Linked DNA regions of Homo sapiens: regions 2 and 3 are each linked to region 1. Evidence: chromatin loops called from intact Hi-C (ENCODE). Cell type or tissue: OCI-LY7. All regions are shown on one strand. Links, peaks and the distances in the headings refer to the core of each region. The heading gives the core; the rest is flanking DNA. Region 1 holds the start of LINC01991 (long intergenic non-protein coding RNA 1991). Region 2 holds the start of LOC124906315 (a long non-coding RNA gene). Region 3 overlaps LPP (LIM domain containing preferred translocation partner in lipoma).

Evidence for each region. Peaks named below come from ENCODE experiments on the same cell type or tissue, not always from the same donor. Only the 100,000 strongest peaks of a DNase experiment are listed, where the experiment ranks them.
Region 2: a loop joins it to region 1, with 5 times the contacts of the local background. A loop is called at or near these places in 9 of 110 quality-filtered maps.
Region 3: a loop joins it to region 1, with 9 times the contacts of the local background. A loop is called at or near these places in 3 of 110 quality-filtered maps.

Annotation. Positions count from the first base shown.
Region 1 is chr3:187,976,204-187,984,547 of GRCh38, forward strand. It overlaps LINC01991 (long intergenic non-protein coding RNA 1991), which reads right to left and starts at 204. Exons shown (of 3, transcript NR_135538.1): 1 at 123-204. In OCI-LY7, for the core only: a CTCF peak has its summit at 5,965; DNase peaks (open chromatin) are centred at 2,638, 3,538, 4,326 and 6,098; H3K4me3 peaks cover 4,609 bases; H3K27ac peaks cover 5,000 bases.
Region 2 is chr3:187,896,948-187,905,291 of GRCh38, forward strand. LOC124906315 (a long non-coding RNA gene) reads left to right here and starts at 676. Exons shown (of 3, transcript XR_007096212.1): 1 at 676-1,357; 2 at 1,498-4,907; 3 at 5,008-5,927. RefSeq lists enhancers at 4,842-5,343, 5,350-5,399. In OCI-LY7, for the core only: CTCF peaks have their summits at 4,022 and 4,245; DNase peaks (open chromatin) are centred at 2,504, 3,314, 4,194, 5,334 and 1 weaker place; H3K4me3 peaks cover 4,473 bases; H3K27ac peaks cover 5,000 bases.
Region 3 is chr3:188,749,337-188,757,680 of GRCh38, forward strand. All of the region lies in intron 8 of LPP (LIM domain containing preferred translocation partner in lipoma), which reads left to right. Among named protein-coding and RNA genes, the nearest start is that of MIR28, 65 kb to the left of the region's middle. In OCI-LY7, for the core only: no CTCF peak of the experiment used is centred there; DNase peaks (open chromatin) are centred at 3,635, 4,095 and 5,155; H3K4me3 peaks cover 3,073 bases; H3K27ac peaks cover 3,732 bases.

The DNA of each region.
Region 1 (8,344 bases), core at 1,417-6,416:
TCCTGTCCTGAGCTAAGATTTTCCTCTGGGGTTAGCTGAGGCACAGAAAGATAAACAAAGCTTTAAAGTGACTCCCCTCATTGGAAAGCTACAAGCACTTCCAAGACACCATTTTTTCCTACCTTCTGATAAGCGTGTCTAGGCTTCCCATCATCACACCCTGTGAAGAATCCGTAAGGTGTGTATGGGAAGAGGAGAGACCACTTGAGTATGAGACGTCTTTCAAGTGCCCTCCCACATATGCTAGGTCTACAAAATGTCAAAACAGCCAGGCAAATCATGCCAGGATTCATCATGGCAGGGGGAAACCAGTCACCCCTGATACTCACCATTGAGCAGCCCAAACAACTCTTAATGACTAAGGTTTTTTCCACTTACACCTGGTTCTTTTGCTTTCACCACACAATCGTGTTAGCAAATGAGATCCTTGAGTAAGCAAAACAGGTCCTTCACCGATTATCTTGTAAAAACACATTCCATATCCTACTACAGATATTTAGAGCAAGCAACATTTATTCACCTAGGTTTTTCAAAACACGCCTCCAAGCCATTTTTACCATGTAGTTGCTATGATCTGAAAAATCAAGTGTGTGCACAAGCAGGCAGCCAATGGCTTGCGAGAGAAGGATAACTGGGCAAAGAACAAAATTAAAAGCAAGTCACAGATGCAGAAAATGCACTTACAATTTATGTAACTGGATTAGTACCCAGAACACAGGAGGAAGAAAATTCTACACATCCATAAGGAGAAAAAAACATAGAAATAAATGATCAGTCTATATCAACAAGGAAAACTCTGAAAAGGAAATAATCCTAAAAGAAATGGAAAGATGCTTAACTTCACTGATACTCAAAGAAATGCAAAATAAAAAATTAGGAGATGCCATTTCAGACCCATCAGATTGGCTAAAATTTTAAAAGTCGGACAACATGAAATGTTTGACATGATAAAGCAATGACAAAACATGTAGACACTGATGATAGGACTGTAAATGAAAAAAAGCCATTTTGGATAGAAATTTGGCAATATCTATCAAATTTGAGGTTTAGTAGACCTTATATCTTAGCAATTCCACTCTTGGTATACAACCAAGAGAAGCTCTTGCATACAACCAAGAGAAGCTCTTGCATACCTACATAAAAAGCCTTGTATTTAAGAGAATTGTTTTTAAAAGAAAAAAGTAATTTAAAAGTTCATTAGTAGGAAAAGGCTTTATAAATTGTGATACATTCATATGAAGGGATATTATATCAAATTTAAAGTGAGTGAACTGAAACTAACGTATCAATATTGATACATCTAAAATAATAATGTTGAATACAAAAGCAATTTTTAGAATAATCAATATTATTCATGCAAATTTTAGTAACATGAAGTAATACTATATATTGTGTTGTACACATACTTACGGAGTAAATCTACCAAACATGGACAGGACAGACGCATACATCTTTGAGACGGTAGCTATTCTGGGGAGGAAGGAAAAGGGCTGGAAGGAGGCAAGCGACAAAGGATACAGTTATTTTTGGATTTCGCTTCTTTAAAAAGCTGAACCAGGTATAAGGAAATGTTAACATTCTCAAAAAATCATGGTGGTGGGAATGTGAATGTAAGGGTCAGTATAAGTTAGGTTTTGCTGCAATAACAGAAACCCCAAATCTCAATGGCTTAAAAGAGCAAAGATTTCTTTTTTTATTTCATACATTGTAGGTTGGCAGAAGGTGCTGCTTGTTGTTGCCACTCAGGGACCAAGGCTGACAGAGCAGTCACCACCTCCTTGCTGGCAGCTGCACCAGAAGGAAAGAGAGAGCAATTACATGCTCCAGATTGGAAGTGACACACGCTGTCTCCTTTCACAGCTAAGTGGCCCAGACTAGCACCTGGATTTACCTTGCTCAAGGGCCAGGAGTGCAATTCTACCATGTTCCCAGAAATGGAAAGAACTGGAAATATTTAGCTAACAGCGTGAAACTTCACTACGATGGATGTTTGTTACAGTACTTGTCATCCTTTTTTACATGTTTGGATTATGCTTCATATTTTACACAATGGGAAGAAAAGCCCTGGTTTTTAAATCAGGAAGGGTGAGTTTTAGTCTGAGAAACAGAAGGTGAAAGAGTCAGTGGGTGGTGGACAGCAGTGGACAGAGGCTGTCAGTCCCATATATCTGCCTATTCCCAGGCCTGTCTCCATGACTGTAATATCCACAATGATGCTGCAATTATCCCTTCTCCAGAAATGCATGTCCATGTAAATGACCCCAAGCAGGTTGACCTTCTTTGCTTTTGTTTCTATCCACTGAGGCTGAGTAGGCAATAGGAACCCTGATACAAAGAGATGTGGTATGCAGGTCACGGATTATAAGGTCCAAAGACTTCACTAAGTCAGTCCCAGCTCTGCCACTCACACTTCCTGTCACCTTGGGCAAATTGCCATAGTGCCCATGTCTATTTTCCTCCTCTGTAAAATGGGCATAACAATAACACTAAGTCTCTGAATAGTTGTGATAAACAAATGAAGTATGTAAAGTGTTTTGTAACTGTAACGTGCTGTACAGAAGGTCACTGTTACTAAAGACCCAAATTTCACTGCAAGGGAAGCCTCAGTCCAGATTTACATTTCTGGCCGACAATGACTCACACAACTTCCTTCACCAGAGCCACCTGGTTGACAAAATAGACCCAGGCATCATTCTGTGGTCCAACTACTTGAAGAATCTATTGATTTCCCCTTGCGAAAGTGAGTCTGGGAGCGGGGATTAAGCATTACTGCAGATTCCCCAGGGGAGAATAAAGGGAGAGGCTATGATTCCTGTGAACACGGCCTGAATGGGGAGATGCTCTAGGCCTGGACTGAAGCCTGGGTCTCTGGGACCCATGGAATATTGGAGCTGGAAGAGCACACAAGGGAAACAGTGATCTTTCCCATCATTTTTGAAATGAAGAAACTTAGGCCAGGAGGGCCAAAAAGGATGGCCCTTCTCAAACAGCAAGAGAAAGATAATCAAGAGATCTGAGATTTATCCCGGGATCTTCTATTAACTCAGGGCAAGCCCCTTTTTACCAAATGCCTGTTTCCTCACAGGCAATTCAGGGATTGAACCTGACCTCCATGGTGATTTCTAATGCCTGTTACCTTAAGTGACACTCAGTTCTATTACATGTAAAATGCAGTAGAGTTCTCCTGAAAAGTGAGCTTTCTGGTCCAGGTATTGACTTTGTAGGTTTGGCTCTCAGGAGTTATCTTCTTGTCCCCCTATTCACTCTCTGAATGCCACCTATTTTCCTGCTAAAAAAATGCTTCTTGGTGTCTTGCTAATTTTTTTCTTAGACCTTGGAGCCTTCATGCTCTGGACTTTCCTCTTACCTAACAAATATTCTTACCTGCCACTGTTACCTGCTCTGGGGGCTTGGCCAGAATAGCCTTCAGTGGGTAGCAGAGAACATGAGACATAAGTCTTGCCCCCAAAGTCACTCCCAGGGGATGCCCTGTATGGCAATATTGCTGCTGATAACATTTCCCCAGAGATCACAGGAAGCTGCGCAACCAGATGCAAGTGTATGTCTGATCTACAGGCAGCAGGTGCATCCTGCTTTGACAGGAGACGCAAACTCTACAGGAGGATCTCTCATGCCATATTACCTGGGGCCTTGCCCCTGAGGCTGACACAGTTTCTCCTCAGAGTTTGCACTAACTCATTCTGCCAGCAAGTCCCAGGAACAGAGAAAAGACTAATGCCTCCATCCATAATAACAAAAGGTAGCCATCACACCTGCAAGGCACTTCTTAGTCTGCAAAGCACTTTCATACCCATTAGCTTATTTGATTTTTATGAAGAACTGAGAGGTAGCTGGGGAAGGGATTTTTCTCCTGTGTTATAGATGAGAAAGTTTATCTGAGGCCCAGAGAGGTTAAAGAATGTAAGGTCAGATCTTTTGATTCTAATTCCTGTTCTTTCCCCATGGTACTACTGAAGTATTATCATCTTATTATAAAATTATATTAACAATCAAGCTAGAGGGTCTAAATCACTCTCAAATATATAGATACTCATCAGCTCTCTTTTGCCCTTCAATTAACAATTTAGGAGGAGAAACCATTTCTGAAACCAAAACAGCATTTACATTGTGGTTTGTGTATTATCTGGTGTCTAGAATCCAGGTCTTTAGTTAACCTTTTCACCCCTTGTCCATTTTCACCCCTAACTGGGTTTTTATTTTGATCAGTACAACTGGAGAAGGAAAAGCAAATGCTGTTGTACTCGTCATCATGTGGGTGTCCGCAACCTCAAAATGTCTCCTTAAAGGGATTTCCAAGGTTGAAGGTCATAACAGGAACTCTGTACTGTCTAAGACCTGTAATGATTCCCTATTGCTTAGAGGGGGCTGAGAACCAGCAGCATCAGCATCATCTGAGAGTTTATTAGAAATGCAAATTTTCAGGTTCCACTCCAGACCAACTGCATCAGAATCTATATTTTAACAAGATCCCTCAGGTCACTGGTAGAGTCCTTTATTTACCCCAACTGCCTGTGAAGGCAACACTGTCCAGTTATACATTCTCACTTCACATCTCGCCTTTGCTCCTGCAATTATTCCTTCCCCTTGTTTGTCCTTGGACCAAATCCTTCCCATGCTTTAAAGTCTGTATCCTCCAAAAAGCCAAGCCAGAGCTTCCCAGGAGGGAGTAAACTTTCCTTCCTCTAAATCCCAGTGCCACAGGCCCTGCACTTTCTATCTTAGATTATGATTTTTATGATCATGATTTATCTCCCTCTTTAAATTATGAGCTCTTCAAAGTCAAGATCGAGGTCTGATTCATTCCTATATTTCCGAAAGCAACGCAATACTTTGCACAGTTCCTACTGCAAATTAGTTCCCCAATGCATTTGTCCATAATATTTCTTTCTGTTTCTAATTGAGGTATCTAGAGAGATTAAGAAATTCAGGTTATTTTTCTTATTACTTTAGTCAACAATTATCATATATGATTATAATCTAGACTTGGAAATATTTACCTAAAATATTCAGTCACTATATTCAAGCATACATACACACACTCCCCACCACAAATACACACAAACACTTTGCTCATTTCATTTGTTTTTCATTGTTAGGAGAGCAGTTGGTCAGAATTTATTGAAAGTACGGGTGAAATGACTGCTACACACATTTTATGATCTTACCAAGAAAAAATTAAGAACTTGATCCTGTTATAGAATGGAACATAGTATCCAGATCTCAGAGTCTCTATCACGATCTGCGTTTGGGACAAGTAAAGGTCCCCTGGCCCTTGTTCAATTGCTTAATGGAAAAGACTCCAAAGACAGAATGCCACTGGTGTTCTTCCAATTATAGAATCATCTGATTAGAATTACAGTAAATGCATAGCTCAGTTTGCATTGTCCTGAGGTGAACCGCAAACCAAGCTGCTCTGGTTGGAGCATCGGAGGGTACTGAATGCTGAAAGCCCACTACCTCATCTCAGCGGGGCACTCATACAAGGGCTAACTTGGAAAGGGACAGATACCAGTTAGGATATTCCACTTCTGGGGACCCTGGAGCTCTGGGGGCCAGAGCTAGATGGATTATTTAATTAATGTTTAGTAGAAATAGTCAAATAGCACACACTCTAGACATTAAGCCAATCCAGACCTTTGGACTGAATTGGAGGGAAGATTTGTCTTCGTGACTATTTTAGAATTAATTATTCTAGTTTATTTCCAGCCTGTCAGCATTGAGTCTTGAGAGGTGGTCTGTAAAACACAAGTTTTTCCAATCATGGGGTTGTGTTGTGGTCCCATGGGTTTTCTTGCTCTGTCTGGCCATAGAAGAACAGATCAGGAATCCTACAGAAGAATCCCAAATCCATTCCTCCCCTTCTACTTATTTCAGTTACAGCTAGAGGGTTGGGACTCATTCGTGTGTTAGAACCAAACCTGACTATTGTGTTATTATTGCTTCTAATTTAACTACCAGACTGTTAAACATTACTGCCCCAAGCTCAGCCAGGGGTGGGCACTGCACTTTGAAGCCACCAAGTCAATAGTGCTATTGGATGAAACTCTGCTCTACTGGACCATGAAATGGGTTTTCAAAGGGACAGAGAATGACAGATGTGTGAGCCGTGAGTAAAACTGTCTCACCAGAGTGGTAACGTTCATAATGGAACAGAAAGAAGCACCACAGTGTGATGGGAATCTGTCCAATCAACAGCACAGCCAGGCCAAAGCACAAACCAGGGAACACTTTGGAGATTTGTTTCCTCATCTACAAAATTCTATTAATACTGCGCATGCTCTCCTGAGACTTACACAACTACATATTTTTTTTTAAGGTAGCAGTTGGAGTCTACTGCTGCAACCTGCTAGCTGGGTGACTTTCAGAGTCTCTGTTTCCTCATCCAGGCCTACCGACCTCACAGAGTTATCATGAGCATCCAAGGAAGTGACATGAATTGGGGTTGCCTTGATTTAAGTTGGGAGGATGATGTCTACTTTCTTATTTTCTAAAAGTCTTCAGTAGAGGAGAGATCAGAAAAGCCCTCTATAAAAGGCTTTCTTAAGTATTAAGGTTTTTGTCACTTTCCTTCCCTGCTCTGGACCAATTGCAGGAATCATAGATGTAATCAAAATCAGGTGATGTTAAAAAAAATCAAATAATTAGCCAGGTGTGATGGCACACACCTGTAATCCCAGCTACTCAGGAGGCTGTGGCAGGAGAATTGCTTGAACCCAGGGGATGGAGGTTGCAGTAAGCTGAGATCATGCTACTGCACTGCAGCCTGGGCAACAGAGTGAGACTCCATCTAAAAAAAAAAAAAAGTATTGAATATAAGCTATATGCACACATACATTTGCACACATCATTGTGAATATCTTGAAAAGAAAAACATTAATCTTCACAAGCAAACTTATCTGTCAGGCAAGTTTGTTCTTAGCTAGAAACTTGGAAGGAGAGTATTGGATAGTAGAGATAAAAGAGAAAGCTCTAATGATTGGCTGTTTGGACCAAATCAATCCATCTGCCCATCTCCACCCCAGCTACTCTTGATCATGCTGTTCATCACCTTTCCCTTAGCCTGTACTGATTGAACACTACACTGCCTGTATTATGCATCAAATATAATTTGACATCAGTTTAGAGCCACTGGGCCTTTCTCAACAGAAAATCTTGAAACTATCTAGAAATTATCTATGAAATGCTGGTACTGAAAGTGTTGTGGAGAAAACTTGTTTGTAGTTTGGTTTTAGGTGACAGAACACCAGCAAGAAAGAGAGAAGGCTCTTCCAGACAATAAACATAGGCGACTGGTAGGTCAAGGCCAGGTTAAATGCCACCCAGTGTCCTTCTGGGAGAGCTTCATGTCCTAGGAGCATAGCATGTCAAGGCTACCAAGACTCAAAAATCACGTACCACCCACCTTGCTTTAGATATGGGGAAACAGGGCCTCAGATTGTGGACATGACCACGTCCAAGGTCACACAGCCTATGGCAGAACCAAAGCTAGAAATCAAAATGCTATGCTCCAACTTCAGGACACTTGTTCCTACAGCACAGTGACATTCTGTCAGGCTGTCAAGCTCTCAGGGATGGGAACTTATCAAATAACATGGAAATGTTTTCTCATTTGTCTCTGAAGGTTACAGAGTCTGAGCATTCTTAGGCTCTTGTACAACAAACAGGAAGACTGCCAGGGCTTTGGCTCCCAGAAAGTGGCAGTCCAGTGCTGTGGAAATCTGGACTCTAGTCTCAGTTCACACACTAATGCTTGTGTCTGATGCACTTTGGCTCCAAACTGAAACCCCTTTGTAGCCCCAGGAAGAAAAAGGGTGCTACAAATCAAGAAAAAATGGGCCGGGCATGGTGGCTCACGCCTGTAATCCCAGCAATTAGGGAGGCTGAGGCTGATGGATCACGAGGTCAGGAGTTCGAGACCAGCCTGGTCAAGATGGTGAAACCCTGTCTCTACTAAAAATACAAAAATTAGCCAGGCATGGTGGCAGGTGCCTGTAATCCCAGCTATTCAGGAGGCTGAGGCAGGAGAATCGCTGGTACCGGGGAGGCAGAGGTTGTGGTGAGCCAAGATCGTGCTACTGCACTCTAGCCCGGGAGTTACAGAGCAAGACTCCGTCTCAAAAAAAAAAAAAAAAAAAAAAAAAAAAAAACAGAGAGAGAGAGAGAAAATGAAGACAGTTTTCTCTTTTCAGGAGCATGCCGAGGAGCACAGTGATGGTGTCAGTGCCCTGCAGCTCTTCAGAGCCCACCTCTTTATTTAGAGATATGTGAGTATGGAAATGAATACCCACATCTGTCTACTAGAGGCTGACAATATTAAGTCCTG
Region 2 (8,344 bases), core at 2,035-7,034, 79 kb before region 1:
CTGGAACCTGGATGGGGCCTCAAACATAATTTAATTCAGTCCTCTCACTTTGCAGATGTAGAAATTGAAGGCCAGATTGAAGGGTGGGCTATGGAATGCTTGCACAAGGTCATCTGTCAATTTAGGGAACAGCATGGTAAGGTGAAAAGGGATCGCTTTGGTGTCATTGCTGGGTTCCAAATCCCCGCTCTGCCGCGTATTAGCTAAGAGACCCCAGGTAAGTCACTTGACCTCCCTGACTATCAATGTCCCAGTGTGTAAAGTCGGGACCATAATTACAATGCCTGAATCACTGGATTGCTATCATTAAATAAGATGAAAAATAAGAAAGTGATTTGTAAACAGGAAGTCACTTTTCATACCACAATGTTAATATTAAATTATAATAAAACCCAACCCAATAAAAGCAGTCCACTTTTCTGAATGCCCACCACATGCCAAGTGCCAAGTACTTCACATACCTTGTTTCTTTTAATTCACACAATGAATGACCCGAGGAGAACGCTCAACTAACAACCATGTACTTGAACCAGGGGTTTAAATCAGTCATACACACAGCAGGATTTAAATACTATCTTCCACATGGTACCTTCAGAAACGTGGGCCTGGGATTTCATTCATGGGATACACATGGCTCCCCCCCCCGTACCCCCTGCCCCCTCTGTATTGAGTGGGTGGCTCTCACCTGTGGAGGGCAGGGTGCTCTCATGTTTGTTTATACCAGAACATAGAATAGAACTTGGTAAAGGTAAATGCTCATTTAAGAAATAAAAATACATCAAATAAAGTAAAAAGCAACCTGGTAGATAGCATTTCCTTTTCATTTTTTTAAAATAGCTTTATCGAAGGATAATTGAATGGAAATGGTCATTAATATATATCCAGAATCTATTAACGTTCGGCTAAGTTGGGGGGAACATAGGGATGTTTTAAGGCAACTAAGCGATTTAGAAAACTTAAGTTCTTTAATGTTTTCAAAGAAAAGGTTGAGTCTGTAAGATATAATCTGGCAATTTGTATAGAACTCTTTCTACTAGCTTCCAGGAATCCCTGCTCTGTGAGCTTTTTGCCAAACTGATTGATCTTCCCAGACATAATCTGGGGACCTTCTCTAATATGCCCCTGTCCCGCTGTCAGCTTAATACACTCTTTTGCTAAGTAATAGGGTATTGCTAGTGTTCTTCCAGGTTCTCTTCATAAAGGCGCTTCTCTGTCAATAAGAGACTGTGTTTATATTCTTGTGCACAAATAACTGGCCCTCTTCTCAGTGTTTGAGATCCCTCATCTTGCTCCGACTGTTGCAGCCTTTTCTCGCCATGACAGACTGCCATACTACATGGCCTTCTCCCATCGAAAGGTGAGGTCAAGTCTCCTTCCTCTGAATCTGGGTGGGGTTGTGACTCACTTTCAATCATTCTAATATAGAGTAAGTGATGTTGTGTGATCTCTGAAGGTATGTCATAAAGAAAATGATGCCATTGCCTCCTTGTTCTCTAGGGTCTAGCATGTGGACCACTGAACTGCCAAGGAAGCAGTCCAACTGCCCTGAGGCTGCCATGCTGTGAGGAAACCCAAAGTGGTCCATAAAGAAGGATTATGTGGAGGGACCCTGAAAGATGCCTGGCCTGCCTCCCACTGCTCCAGTACCCTCCTCCCCAACTCTTCCAGCTTCAGCCACTGTCTGCAACCACATGAGAGCTCCCGAGCCATAAATGCCCAGCCTAGTCTCCCCTAAGTTTCTAACCCACAGTTTAAACTACTAAGCTTGGGTTGCTTTGTTATGCCTCAATAGCAACTGGGACATGCCCCTTTCTCCATTCTGCTGCTGAATCTGGTTACAGCAGCAGAGACACATGCCAGGGGCATCTCTAGTAACAGGGGAAAGCCCTTTGGGAGTAGATTCAAAGTGGGGGGTCAAGACAAATTATTCAGCGAGCCTGACTTTTAGAACTCAAGGGGCACCAAGTAAGTGCATGATCCTGAGGCAATCAATTCCTCTCGTTTTCCTTTTTTTGTAAAGGGATGAACTAGACACAGTGTGGAAAGCCAGCTTTACCACATTCTCCTACGATCTTCTGAAGTTACCTAATCTCTCTAACCCCAGATTCCTCTTCTGTAAAATGGGGATAATAGCCACAAAAATAGAACAGTAGTGTAAAATTAGATAGTATGTGTGGAAAAGTAGAGTCTTGAAACTTGACTTAAGTGGTTGATGAATGTTAGCCCCCTCCACCAATGCCTTCCCCTTGCATTCTAATATTCTCTGCTCCTCTGAGCAAATTTACCAGATGATTGTTGGAGTTTTTTGTAATCCTCATCAAGTCAGAGAAGACTAGTGAGGTTGTGGCAAATAAATGATTCTGAGGGTCCAGGGCGAGCTTTAGGTAAATTGTGGTTTTAGTGTTTGAGAAAGAGCCTGTCACTAGTGGGAGTCTTCATTATTCACTGGCAAGATATAACAAGCAGGGCTTTGCAGTAATGCACAGCTCCTCTGCTCTTGGCAATCTTGTGGCCGAAAGATATTTTTAAAGCCCCTGTTTTCAGATGACCGTGTTTCTGATTAGCATGTGTCTTTTCCATTTTCAGTTCCACGAAGAGAAAGGCAAGTGAAATTTGCCCAGCCTCACCATCTCCAAATGGGTGATATTACTGAACAATTATTTAATGGCCCCACAGCATCTGTTTTTTATATTTTGGGGTCCATACTGGAAGTTCAAGCTTATGAATAATCCAGATATTTAAAAGCCAATGCTCAACTGGATATTCTCCTTAGGATTATTTTAGCCTTGTCTAGAATCAGAGTGTCTGTCAATTGCCACAACATATATATTAAGTTTGAAAGAGATTAAGCTGGAAAATTCGATATTTTAAAAATAATACCAAGAGAGGCTGGGAGCAGAAAGAGAAGAAAAGATAACTATTGGGTACTGGGTGATGAAATAATATTTACAATAAACCCCCATGGCAAGTGTTTACCTATGTAGCAAACCTTCACATGCACCCCCAAACATAAAATAAAAGTTAAAGAAAGAAAAAAACAGAAACTCTTACTTATAACTCATTTCATTTAATAACGTTTTTACTCTTTTAAAAATAAAATAATGCTAATGATGATGATAACAGGGTTCATACCTGTAGAGCATTTTACAAGTGGCAGAGAGCTTTCATTGATATCATTTCTCTTAAGTCTTCACCCTGTGAGGTAGGCATAGAAAGAAATTTTATCCCCAAATGACAGATGAAAAAATAGAGAGCCCATGAGTTTAACTGACTTGCTCAAAGCCACAAAGGCTGCATTTCCTGAGCCTGAGTACCCCTAGGAAGAGCTCCAGCCAATCTAGGGTGCAGAACCAATGAGTTAGTTTATCATTTATCAATCCCAGTGATGCATAAGCTGTGCAGAATTAGAAAGGTCAGCTCCAGGCTGGCCCACCAAAAAAGTAGAGGAAAACTTGGGAATGCCCACTAGCCTATTCAGAAGTTGGATTCAGGTTGGGAGAAAGAAAATAGGAGCCGAATTATTTTGAGGTGGTATACACGAGTTACCTATTGCCATTGTAACAAAGCCAGCACAAACTTGGTGGCTTACAATGACATAAATTTATCCTTTTACAGTTCTGGAAACCAAAAATCCAACATTAATTTCTCTGGGCTTTCAAATCAAGCTGCCAGCAGGGAGAGTTCCTTCTGGAGGCTGTAGGGGAGAATGTATTTCCTTGCCTTTTTCAGCTTCCAGAGATTCTCATATTCTTTGACTTGTGGCCCCTTCCTCCATCTTCAATGCATATAATCTCTGTTTCCATTGTCACACAACTCTCCTCCTACACCTTACAATGGACCCATCTGGATGACATGGGATAATCTCTGCACTTCATGACCCCTAACTTAATCACATCTGCAAAGTCCCTTTAACATGTAGGAGAACATAGTCCCAGGTTCCAGGAATTAGGACATGGGCATCTTTGGGACCATCATTCAGTCTACCATAGGTGACAAGGTGACAGGCGGATGGTGGCCACCGTTTTTTTTTGCATGGTTGTGTTTGCCTGTCTGAAAGCCACACTCCTCACTGCCACCTGACATGTAGAGGCCAAAATAGAAAACACATCTTCAGATCCCAAGTAAAGTGCTCTTTCAGGCACGTCACACCTGCCATCTCAAACTATATTTACATTCATTTTTGCAAATAGCCCATTCTTGTATAGAAGGCAATTAATATTTGCATAATGTTTTAGAGTTTATAATGGCCTTTTTATTTACATGAAGTCACTTAAACCCCTACAATAGCCCTCTGAGACAGTTATTATTAACACATTTTTACATATGAAGAAGCTAAGGCTCAGCGGGGTGAAGTGGTTTGTCTAAGGTCACCCAGCTGGTAAGGGCAAGACCACAATGCAAATCCCAAAAGTTCCACTATATTCCGCTCTAAATAATGAGTCTATACTGAAGTCCACTTACTAGCCATGGTGGCTTATCTTTTGGGGATACTCTGAAGGTGAATGGGGTCTCCATTGCGCTTTTGAGATAAAATGAGTCAATAAATGTGAAAGTCCTTTGTAGCAGTATGACTCACTATGACAGAAAGTTATTGATAGCATTATCATCATCACCACCAACATCCTCTGCCCTGGAGACCAAGAGAATTCAAACAGGTCAGCACCTCTAATTGCTGTATAGAACATTGACCCTACTGTCTCCCAGTTCCTGAGGATGGTGTGATAATAATACATCTCAGAGTTCTGTAGTTTCTTCACCACTGTGCAGGTGTGGTTGGTGGGAGCAATGCCCTGGATGGATAAGCCAAGCTCTTGTGTCCTGGCAGATAAACAAGGTGAACCCTCAATCCGTGTAGCAGGAGTTTCCAGACAAACTCACTTTGCATGGAAGGACACTAACCCTTCCAGGTGCATGGAAATATTTTGTAGTTTTTACTGTCTCCCCCTTCCTCCACTGCCTCATCTTTTTTGTTTTTTCCCCTGTGAGACTATTTGCTCTGCATTTCAGATGTGTCTAATTTTGTGGAAAGGAGAAGGTTGGGAGCTCCGGAGCTAATAGGATGCACAGGAGGAAGATACGGAGCACAGTGGCTGAGACCTGACAGCTCTCTGAAGACTCCACTTCACCGCCGCCACTCCACTTCACCGCCGCCAGCCCTGGCCCACACCTTTCTTAAGAGCAACTTAAGAAATTTGCAACTTCAAAACCAGACCAGAGGGTGAGAAGAACTAGCCAACCCATCCTCCAAGTGTGACTGAGCGGTCAGGCTGCCCCCACCTCATTTGAGTGAGACCGCCAAGAGCCTTCACGTGGGACCTAGACCACAGGAACACAATTAGGAAGTACTCCCTGCCCCTCACAACGGCCATCCTCACCAGGCAGCGGGGACAGAAGGGAGGCAGGTGCATTCAAATCGCGCTGGCCTGAAGAAGGGAAATGAAGCGCTAAACTCAGCTCGGTCCCACAATGAGTCAGAATGGGGGCAGGGAGGAGCGCCCAAAGCCCTCTGGCCCTTCTCCTTGGGAACTAGTCCTGCACATGGCCACCAGCCCTGGGAATCACAGCATTTGGCATGGGTCTCAGTTCTTGTACTCCATTGCTGTGGGACAAGAGACACTAAACTTCCAGGTTTTCTCTCAATAGCTGGCTTCACCTGTAAACACAGTGGCATATTAGACAAGCTCTCTTCATCTGAAATGTGCCCACCCCCCCAACAATCCCACCTTTGCCTGCTCAAACCTGACTCATGCTTCATGTTCATATTCAACTTCTTCCCTTGTGCTTCTAACTAAATCTAGGAATCTCCTTGTTCTTAGAACCACCTTTATCCCTTCTCAGATATTTATGTATATCAGTTTTTAAATGAAAATAATTTCTCACCTATTAAGCTGGGCACCCTGCTAATCACTTTCACACTTGCTGTTTAATTTGCTGTTTTGCTCCCTAATATTAGACAAAAACTCCTTGAAAACAGAGACTGTGTCTGACTCATCGCTCCTTCCCCCACCAGGCACTATCCTCTCAACAGTTACTGGATTAATAATTTTTTAAAAAATTTTAAAAAACTATTTTAAAAAAATATAAATTAGTAAAAACTGTGGCATTAGCATGAAATGACTAATATGTTCAAGTTCCACTTGAGGAAGTTAGGGTGATGTCAGTGAAAACCTGCCCTTAGAGGATCCCTGCCTGCATGAGGGACTCTGGGACTGCAAAGTGCCAAGAGAGCCTTACTCAGGGTGACCACAGGAAGGTGAGCCAGAGGAATCTTCATTTAGGGAGAATCTGGCAAGAAAATTCCAGGCATCTGCTGGAAGCCATAGAATGTAGGTGTAAGAAGCAAGTGAGGATGGTATGGAAAGAACTAGCTGAGAGAAAGCAAGTGAGAGCTGACACCAGAAAAAGATGAGGGTCTTAGAGTTCTTATTTTATGTGGTTATTTGTGAAGAATGCAGGGCCAGGTGCCTCAAAGGAGATTCACAGAGTATTAAGTATATTTGAGCCTATTTGACAAGCCCAGAAGACATTCCGAAGGGTCTTGTCTCTGAGGAGCTTGTGCCTGGTTGTGAGGAGGTACATTTGTTAGATATCATTTGTTAGATAGACTCAAGGTGAAATCTCAAAGCAGTTCACCTCGCTTTTGGCATATTTGTTAGATATCACTGCTCATCCTCCCTTGTTTCAGGATCTTCCCCAGGCCATGAGAGTCTGAGAAGCAGGTGGGGAGTGAAAAGAGCACAGGCATGGGGGTCAGGAGATGCCATTCACAGCCGTGGCTCCCCCATTTACTTGTATCACAAACTGGAACAAATTGCTCCACTTCTCTGAGTCTCCATTTCCCCATCTATGCAATGATGGGATGCAACTAGAATCTCACTGTCAGATTGAGTTCTACAACAAAGTGGTGTAGACTGCATGGCAACAAAAAACAAGAAAAATCTATTTCTCACAGTCTGGAGGCTGGAAGTCCAAGGTCAGAGTGCCAGTATGGTCGGGTGCTGGTGAGGGCCGTCATCTAGGCTGCAGACTGCCAACTTCTTGTTTTACACTCACATGGTAGTAAAGGTGCTAGAGAGCTCCCTGAGATCTTTTTATAAGGGCACCGATGCTATTCATGAGGTCCCACCCTCCTACTCTAATTATCTACAAGACGCCTCACCTCCAAATACCATCACACTTTGGATATGCTTCAACATATACAGTTGGTGGTGGGTGAGAAGCATGAGCGTTCAGTCCATAACAATCACTATATTTCCTCTGAGTTTCTCCTGCTCCTCCTCTTCTAAACACACCACCAGCAAACCTCTCTGTTCCTCTTCCCTGATGGTAAGAAGAGAGGTGGAGGGATCTCTTCTCACCATGGCTGGTCCAACCACCTATGAACTAGTCCCTTTCTCTTCAGCCTTCTTCAAGGACCTGCTTCACCAGTTATCCTCTTTACCTCTTGGATTATCAGTCTCTCCTGTTTCTGGAACTCCTTTCTTTCAGCCTATCAGTGTCCTTGAATCTCTCTAAATTCTTAAAACCATTTTTTTCATCCAGTAATTGATAAAGCTGTCTCCTCTTCACAGCTAAATTTATTGAGTATGTATTGCCATCTTCATGATCTCACTCCTTGCCTACACCCCACCCACTACAACCTGGCTTATAAACAACCACACACATACTCACACCACTGAAAACCCTCTTGATGAGGTCCCTGGTGACCTCCTCATTGTCAAATCAAATGATTTCTTTGCAGTCTTCATCCTCCTCATTCCCAAAGTGGTATTTGCACTAAAAACCAACTCTTCATCAGTCTTGAAATTCTCTCCTGGTTCTCCACAGTCTCTTCTATGCTGCCCACACTTTAATGTTGGGATGCTTCAAGATTTCACCTTGAGCCTATCTATTCCCCCTGACCCCACCACCCAAAGTTCCCTGGGAACACTCATTTGGTTCTAGAGCTTTAAGTACCATTATACCCTGATGACTCTAGTCCCTACTTCTCCCGCAAAAACCATCTCTGTCTTCCCAAAAGCCTATTCACATCTCTAGTGGGGTGTTTTTTACAGAAACTTAAAATACTGTGCTCCAAAGAGCCCTCTCCTATAGATTCACCAAATGTGCTCTGTGTCCTTTGTGTTCAGCCTTGGTTAACAGCATATTTTTCCACTCTACTTCTAAAGCTAGAAATCACAGAGTCTTCCTTAGACACTTCCTTTCCTTTACCCTCCGCATGTCAGTCAACAAACCCTAGGAGTTTAACTTCAGAAATTAATAGGCCTCATCCACCCCTCCCCTCCATCCACAATGCTTTGGCTCAAGCCCTCATTAGTTTTCAGCAGGACCACGGCAACATCTG
Region 3 (8,344 bases), core at 1,210-6,209, 770 kb after region 1:
TTAATCAATGAATTGCCTCTCTCTTACCCTTTGTTATAGAGTCTGTAAATGAAGAGTTTGGAATGGCTACTTTCTAAATTTTCTACACGTCCTATGACCCTTGAAATCCTCTTAACAATGTATTATGGATACTTTGCTACTAAACGGTAAAACAGAATCCCGAGTAAGATGAATTGGCTTCCTAAGGAAGTAGTGTCAGGGGAGAATAGCACCATCTTTGGGGCCAGTTCCATTTATGCAGGTAATATGGTATGGTCCAGCTCAAAGATCACTGGACTGGGCTGAGTTGCAACTCTGCTACCTACTTCTCAAGTCATGTACAAGGTCATTCCTATGTTAACTCATGTGTTGGGAAGATGATAATTGTCTCATTTAGCTTTTAGTTATTATAAGATTCATATGAGAATATAGAAATTATGAAGTTTTATGTGAATCTGCAAATTTATTTTCAGTCTTTATATATCACAATTTTAATTTAGGCTAATTATAATTTTTATTTTCCCCTTTTTGTTCTATATTCTAAATTCGTATCTCCCATGGAGGCAGGTACTGTATGGACAAAATCTTTTATTAGTCACATATTGTTTTCATCCATTTTGTGCTGCTATAGCAGAATAACTGAGACTGGGTAATTTATAAAGAATGAAAATTTATTTTATCACGGTTCTAGAGGCTGGTAAGTCCAAGATCAAGGCACCAGCAGGCTTGGTTTTCTGGTGAGGGCTACTCTCTGTTTCCAGGATGGTGCTTTGTGCTACCTCCTCACATGGCAGACAGTGGAAGAGCAAGCCAGCAGAATGCCGCATGAAGCCTCTTTCACAAAGGGCTTTATCCCATTCATGACAGAGAAGCCCGTATGGCCTGATCAACACTTTTTAATAAAATCACAATATCTACTGCTGAATTTTGGAGGGAACCAATTCAAATCATAGCACACATCTTTTCTAAAATGGAAAGGGTAATATGATCATTGGAGAAATACTCATTCCTTTGCATATTGGTTTACTATCCAAGCCAGGTGTGGTGGTTCACACTTGTAATTCCAGCACTTTGGGAGGCCGAGATGGGTGGATCACCTGATGTCAGGAGTTTGAGACTAGCCTGGCCAACATGGTGAAACCCCATCTCTACTACAAATATCAAAAAATTAGCCAGCCATGGTGGCACACACCTGTAATCCCAGCTACTCAGGAGGCTGGGGCCAGAGAATTGCTTGAACCTGGGAGGCAGAGGTTGCAGTGAGCCAAGATCGCACCACTGCACTCCAACCTGGGCAACCGAGTGAGACTCCATCTCAAAAAATAAAAAAAAAAGTTTACTATCCAGAGAATCTTGTCCAGGTTAACACTCTTTTTTGTCTGCTTTCTTCTTTTGTGAAACAAGAAGGTAAGAGGGACACTGGAGAAAACCTAATGTTCTTTACAAAATGAGTCATAGTTCTCCATCTGCAAACTGTGGCTCCCATTTATGTCTTGGTGTCAATATGACTATTACATGTTATGTACATGGATTCCACCTCATTTGCAACATAGTCTTCTGCCTGAGCTCTGTTTGTTGGATCTGATCTAACTTTACATGGTCTTAAGTCACACATTGAACTCTTAAGTTCTGTAGGCCTCTAAGCCTTTTTAAGTTTTAGTATTTTCATCGTTAAAATGAGAGTGATTATAACCCTTGCTTTGCTGCCTCCAAATATTATTGAGGGATCAAATGCATTGATAAATAAGATAAAGCACTAGACAAATATAAGGGATGCTTGATGACTTCACAGAGGGAAGATTATTCTGTTGCTGGCTGCTGAAATACAGTAGCTTTAGAAAAACCCCTTTGGGTTCCCTTATTATCAGGTTTGGTCTCAAATAACCAGAATAAATTTGGAGATTTCCTACCACAAAAGCTAAAAGTACCTGGGCAGATTTACCCTTTGAGTGGACCTAAGGGAAATGCAGATTCCCACGGGAGAGATCACGGAGCAGATTCAAACCATAAGGCAAAAATAATTGTTGCAATAGCGGTTCTAACTGTACTAGTAAATATTGATTTTTCTGTTAGCAGATCAATCATGAAATGAATTCTAAATATAGAAGACTGGTTAAAAAATTAAGACGGAGAATGTGAAAATGTCCATGTGTAAAAATTAACTTAAAGAGAAATCTTGCTTTGGCCAAAAGAAATACTACTGTTTCTGTCAGGAATGTTCTGTGATTTAATCAAGTTTCCTGCCTGGCCAGATAATTTTAGGAATTGTGGACTTTTAAAGTAGTAAGTCAGTTTAGAAAACTGGTTAAGTGGACAGATGTAAAGTCAGACTGCCTAAGCCCCAATTCCAGCTTCAATATTTAACTCTGTGGTTGTGGGCAAGGCACATAATCTCTTTATGCTGCCTTTTCATCAACTGTTATGGAGATAATGATAGAACCTACATCATAGAGTTGTTGGGGTGACTACATGAGATAATACAATTAAATACTTAACACCTGGTCCATAAAAAGCGCTGAATAAATATTGACTATTATCATCACCCCGGGGTCTACAAATTTTTGTAGGATTAGGATTAGGATTGAAATTTCTACCGAAAAATTCCATCAGTAAAATATTGATAAATATAAATCTTAACCAACTGCCTCAGAGACATAGGGACCTCTATTTTCCACTCATTGACTGTCATCTTTAGAGAACAGTCCAAAGCATGTGCCTTTCTGTTCTAGTTGTTATGAGCTCTTTATTTTGAAGTTGAACTATATACTTCCTATAGTTTAAAGGAGAAAGAAGTAGGTCTCATGCTGGACACCTTCTAGATGTTACCTCCTCCGAATTTCATAGCCAAGTATTTAAGGCAGTTATGATCATCTCCCTCTTAGAGAAGCCTAGAAAAGGTTACTGCAGTGCTTGACAGCAAATAGAAACTCACCAAGTGCATTTGTTGAGGGATTGACAGAATGGCTGGATAAGTGACTCAACTAAGACCACTTATCTAGTGAGTGCGTCTACTCAGCTGCTTGTTTTGAAGACAAGGAAATTCGGGCTCAGAAAATTTAGGAAACTTGTCTAGGCTGCCAATAGCTAGTAACAAAGGCAAGAATTGCATATCTGATTTTCTTTACACCATGTTACATCTAACTGTTCAAAAGATAACCATGTATTATACTCGAAAATGCAAAACAGGGTTGTTTTTTGTTTTGTTTGTTGTGGTGGTGGTGATGGTATTTTTGTTTTGTTTTTGCTACTTTTCCTGAGAGTGGAAGTTGTTATCAAAAAGTTACTGTCATGACTACTATGTGTATAGATGCTATTAGTTTCATCAAGGTTGGGAATAGGGTATATGTTGCCCAACTTTCTGCCCCTCTCCGCCTCATATTAAAGTTCCAGTTTCCTAGAATATATCTCCTGGGAGATTTGGCACTAGCCATCACTGCATTCCAATACCCCGGGACAAACTACTCTTGGTGGAACACAGAAGCATACAGTCCTTGTTACAGCAGTGGTTCTCAAACTCACATTCCTGATGGAAAGCTAGAGTTGAAGGGTCAACACCCAAGAGCTGCAGTGGAGGACCATCACCTGTCCTGATTCGCCACCTGTGGTAGATCATGACTTTCACTAAGATCCCCTGAGGCTTGTGGGGATGGAGAAGTGATGCTGGACTGGCCCTTCCTCTTTCCCTGCAGGTGTTAATGGGTTCTGCTCCTAAACAATACTGATATAGGTCAGAGTTATGATTGAATTGTATACATAGAAACATGTGCTGATTGAGAAAATGGGCTTTACAAGTCAGACCTGGTTCCAGTCTCAGCCACACTACATTCTGCCTTTGAGACTTTGGCCAGGTGATGGAACATCAGGTTTCTTATCTAAAAAGGAGAATAATTGGTTGGTAGGACTAAATGAAAAAATGTATGTGAAATGCTTAGGACAGTGCTGAGCACAGATAAAAATGCACAATAATTTTCTATTTTTTGTTAGTTTCCTTCACAATACATATATTTACATCAGCGAAACATGCTTGCTTTTGCAACCTTCTGTGGGACTCCCCCTCCTAATTTACCACCTCACCTGAAGGTCTAAGCTAAGCAAATCTCTGTCTATAAATGAATCACATCGTGGTTAGACTTTATAACAACTTCCCCTTGCCAGGAGATCACTCAGCCTTCACTTCATCTCATCTGGTTTGCTGCCCAGGCCTTTATCCACTCATTCCTGAACTCCTCTCCCTGACAACCTTGGGGTTTTGGCTTGTTGTGTGCGTGTGTGTGTGTGTGTGTGTGTGTGTGTGTGTGTGTTTTGTTTTTTGTTTTTTTTTACTTTACCTTAATTTCTCTTTTTGGACTAAGATGTTAAAATGTTTCTTAATGTGACTGTCTCCGAAACTGTTTTGTGTCTACCACTCATCCTAGTGGCAGTCATTGATCCTTTTCTTGTTGCGAGTGTTTGAGTGTGGGTGTGTGTGAGTGTGTATATGTATTTGTAGAGGGAAAAACAAGAGAGAGGGAAACAGACATTGGAGCCACCTTTCCCCCACTAGCCACGTACCTGTTGAACCTTCAAGCCTCTCTATAGAATCAGATATACACAAGCACAGTGACAGAACTACATGTGTCCTACAGTCCAGCTTTTAAGATATGATAAAAACTCTTGTATTCACAGAGCTAAATGGCAATAACCATAGGAGATTGCATATTGCTACATTATGTAAAGACAGAGTCCCAAGAAAATAGTGAGAACTCAGTTTGATGTATGATGTGATATGTGATATCTTACTTTACATGGCTAACAGTTGACATTCTTTGTGGATTCTATATTGTCTAAGGCTACAGAAGAGCCATATGATAAATTCATCGGCAACCCAAAAGAAGCCTGTTCTATCGCAGTGCTTCCAATTAATATAAGTAAACCACTTTCTCTGGCTCAATGCTACCAAAATATTTTATGAGAAAATTTAGCTGATTCTGCTCATGTATATTTTCAATGGATGGAAAGCCATTGCAAACTTTTCAAACTAAAATATAAAGATAGCATTAGGGAGAATACTCTCTCTGGTGAAAAACAACATGTATTATGATGCGTTAGGAATTTCTTTTTTTCAGCCAACTCGTGGTTGAGCAGTCTGTCCCCAAACTGTTTTGCATGCGGACGAAACCTGTTTGGGCGATACTTGTCAGCTTTTCTTCTGACAAGCAGGACAGAAATAGGCACCCCCAGAACACTGAGTTTGACTTGACTCAACATAGAATCACCTGGAGAGTTTTAAAAGTTTCTCTCCTGTAATATCCCACCTCCAGACCAATGAAATCAGAATCTTTGGAGTTGGGAACCAGGGATCAATATTTTTTTTTTTAAGTTTCCCAGATGATTGCAATATACAGGCAAGATTGAGAGTCACTGTCCTAGAGTATAAGCAGTTTAAGAAACAAGTTGTCTATTATTACATGCATCAATACTACAGAGTCCATGAAATAAAAGCTTTGGTGATAAGAAAATGCCACCATCCTAGAGCCTTCAGTTAACATCATATGGGCCTGTCATATAAAGAATGCAAACTCATTCTGTTATCTTTTTGGGCCTTCAGTGGAAGATAATTTTTAAATCAGCTTAATGGAAACTGTGCTTCAGGAAAATAACTTCAGTAGCCATATGTAGGATAAACTGGAGCAGGTTTTGTTTCTAGGAATATGTTGCCATCATTTCACTACCCTTATATAATCTTATTGATTCAACTTTTAGAACCAAGACTTTTTGCAGAATATATCGAAGAATGTGCTTAATGGGAATGCTGATATATCATACAATTGGCATATAGAGCTTCAGTTCATTATCATATTTAAAGGTACAATATTAATTTTGCTTGTGCTTAAAATGTCTATTATAATTCAAGTAGCAAGGAAGACATAAAGAAAAATGTGACCTGGCTTTACATCTGCACATATTTAATACTTTACATTTGATGGTGAATAATGGGAAAGTTTGGGAGTATGTCATGCTCAGTCACCATGCATCAACTCCCAAAATGGCTGTGGACAGCTTTGGTCCTGCCTCAAAACAAGCACTGCTTGCAAAAGAGGGTCTGTGGCTTATTTTTATCAGTTGTGTGGTGATCACAGGAAAAACATTTTAAATAAAAAGTTTATTTTGCCATCATGAAAGAAACAAATTCATATTACCAAAAGAGAAAATAAATATGACAACCCAGCCTGGTGCAGTGGTTCATGACTATAATCCCGGCACCTCAGGAGGCCAAGGTTGGAGGGTTGCATGATCCCAGGAGCTTGAGACCAGCCTGGGAAGCACAGCAAGACCCTATCTGTACAGGAAAATATTAAAAATTAGCTGGGCTTGGTGGCGTGTGCCTATAGTCCCAGCTACTGGTGGCAAGGGCTGAGGGAGGAGGATCACTTGAGCCCAGGAGTTCAAGGGTGTAGTGAACCATGATCGCACTACTGCCCTCCAGCCTGGGCAACAGAGTGAGATCCTGTCACAAAAAAAAAAAAAAAAAAAAAAAAAAAAAAAAAAAAAAAAAAAAAAAAAAAAAAAACAAAGAAAAGAAAACCCATATCACGCTATGCCACTTCTCTTGTTCAACCTGTAGATTTCCCTGGAATGCCACTATTCACCCATGCCATCCCCAAAAATGACTTGTTAAAATTCTAACTCTTCAGATTAGCTCCATTATTAAGACTTCTGTAAAGTCTTTCTGTTGGTAAGAGGAGGTAAATCAGAGATATCAGAACAATCAGGAAGCCATTGCAATAGCCTTTGAAAGGAAGGGTGATTAGGTAGTAGGCATGTGGTGGAAAGCAGGCATTTCTGACACATTGCTGAGGTTGCTATAGATGGGAGAGCAGAGGTGAAGGATAAGAAGAATTGTTGGCTGAATCTAGAGTCAGTACAAAGCAATATATAAAATAAGTAATAATATATAAACACCATTTTTGGTTTTGTTTGGAAATCTTAATTCACTGACAAAGTTCCCCATCGGCTGCCGGCCCTCTGTCATCGGATCTTTTGATTGACTGACTGCTCAGCATTGGCAGCAAGCTCTTCACACCAGCCCTGGGTCTGAGCTAATCAGCTGTGTTTCCTTCATGCTCTGATGCCTTGAAGTTTGGTACTATTCTCCTGGTTTCTCTTGTTTAAAAGTGCTGAGATACTTGTCTAAAAGATGGGCCTTAAGATTGTGGTGTGCTTTTAATAATGTGTGGGGTAAGTGCCTCTAGAGGCAAGCATACACTATGCTTGAGTAACTTTCTCTCCATTCTGAATCTCTCCCTAAAGGACACAGTTTGTAAATGTTTGTTCATGTGAAAAGGGAAGATTCAGGTACCTTTTCTGTCCTACTGATGTGTGGGGCTATTTTTATGTTTTGTTCTTCACTTTTTTCTGTACTTGTGATTTAAAGGTGCCAGACTGGTTACCCTCAAGGCTAGTGTCCCCACTGTATCCCAAGAATAGAAAAAATAATGAGAGGCAGCAAAACTGGCCTGTGTCTGAGTCCAGCATATTAGGCTGACCCACTCTAGAGGAATATTCTCCAAAGCATAAAGTAGAAGATCATTCCTTAGGAATACAATACAGTCCATCTGTTTTCATAGCTGAGAAGGCAATTCCGTGTCATGCCATCATGGAGCCACTGCAGTGTTTTGGTATCCAAGCCATAGTCACTCATTCTCTCCGTGAGGGAAAACTAGAATGTCTTTTCCTCTTCCACCTTTACCTTTCAAAATTCCATCCTTGAAGGTTCGGCTCAAATGCTTCTTTCTCCACACAACCTTTCCTGAGCCCCTGTGAGTGTGGTTTTCCTTCCACATTCCATAGCACTTTCTTCTAAGACGTGTTACATGCTTTGCCATGTGACTATTGCATGTAGGTTGTCTTGACTGTGAGAGGCACTGACATCGTGACATCGTCGAATTCATTTTTGTATATCACACAGAAGGAGAACATAGTCGTGGGCAAGAGTAGATATTTGAGGTTGAATAGATGGACCATTTCAAAGCTTATCTTTTCAGCCTGACCTTTAAGGCTTTGCTCTGGCCGTTCCCTCTAAATCAGTGATTGAAGTTTGCTCCCAGATCCTCATGAGTAGCTATCAAACTCTCCATAAGCCATGTAGGCTCAGGTTCTTGGATTCCAGGTATTACACTTCGGGCATCATAGTCTGAATCAAAATTGCTACTTTTAGCTGCTTAGTAGACTGCCATTACCAATAGTTTAATGAGAACTACTTTTTTAGGGGACGGGGGGAAGTGTGGTCCACAGATCCCTGATAGCCCTTCGTGTACTATGTAGTGAATCTGCTTGACATCTAGAAAAGGGAAGAGTAATATAGAAAAAGAATTTTGTTGACCTG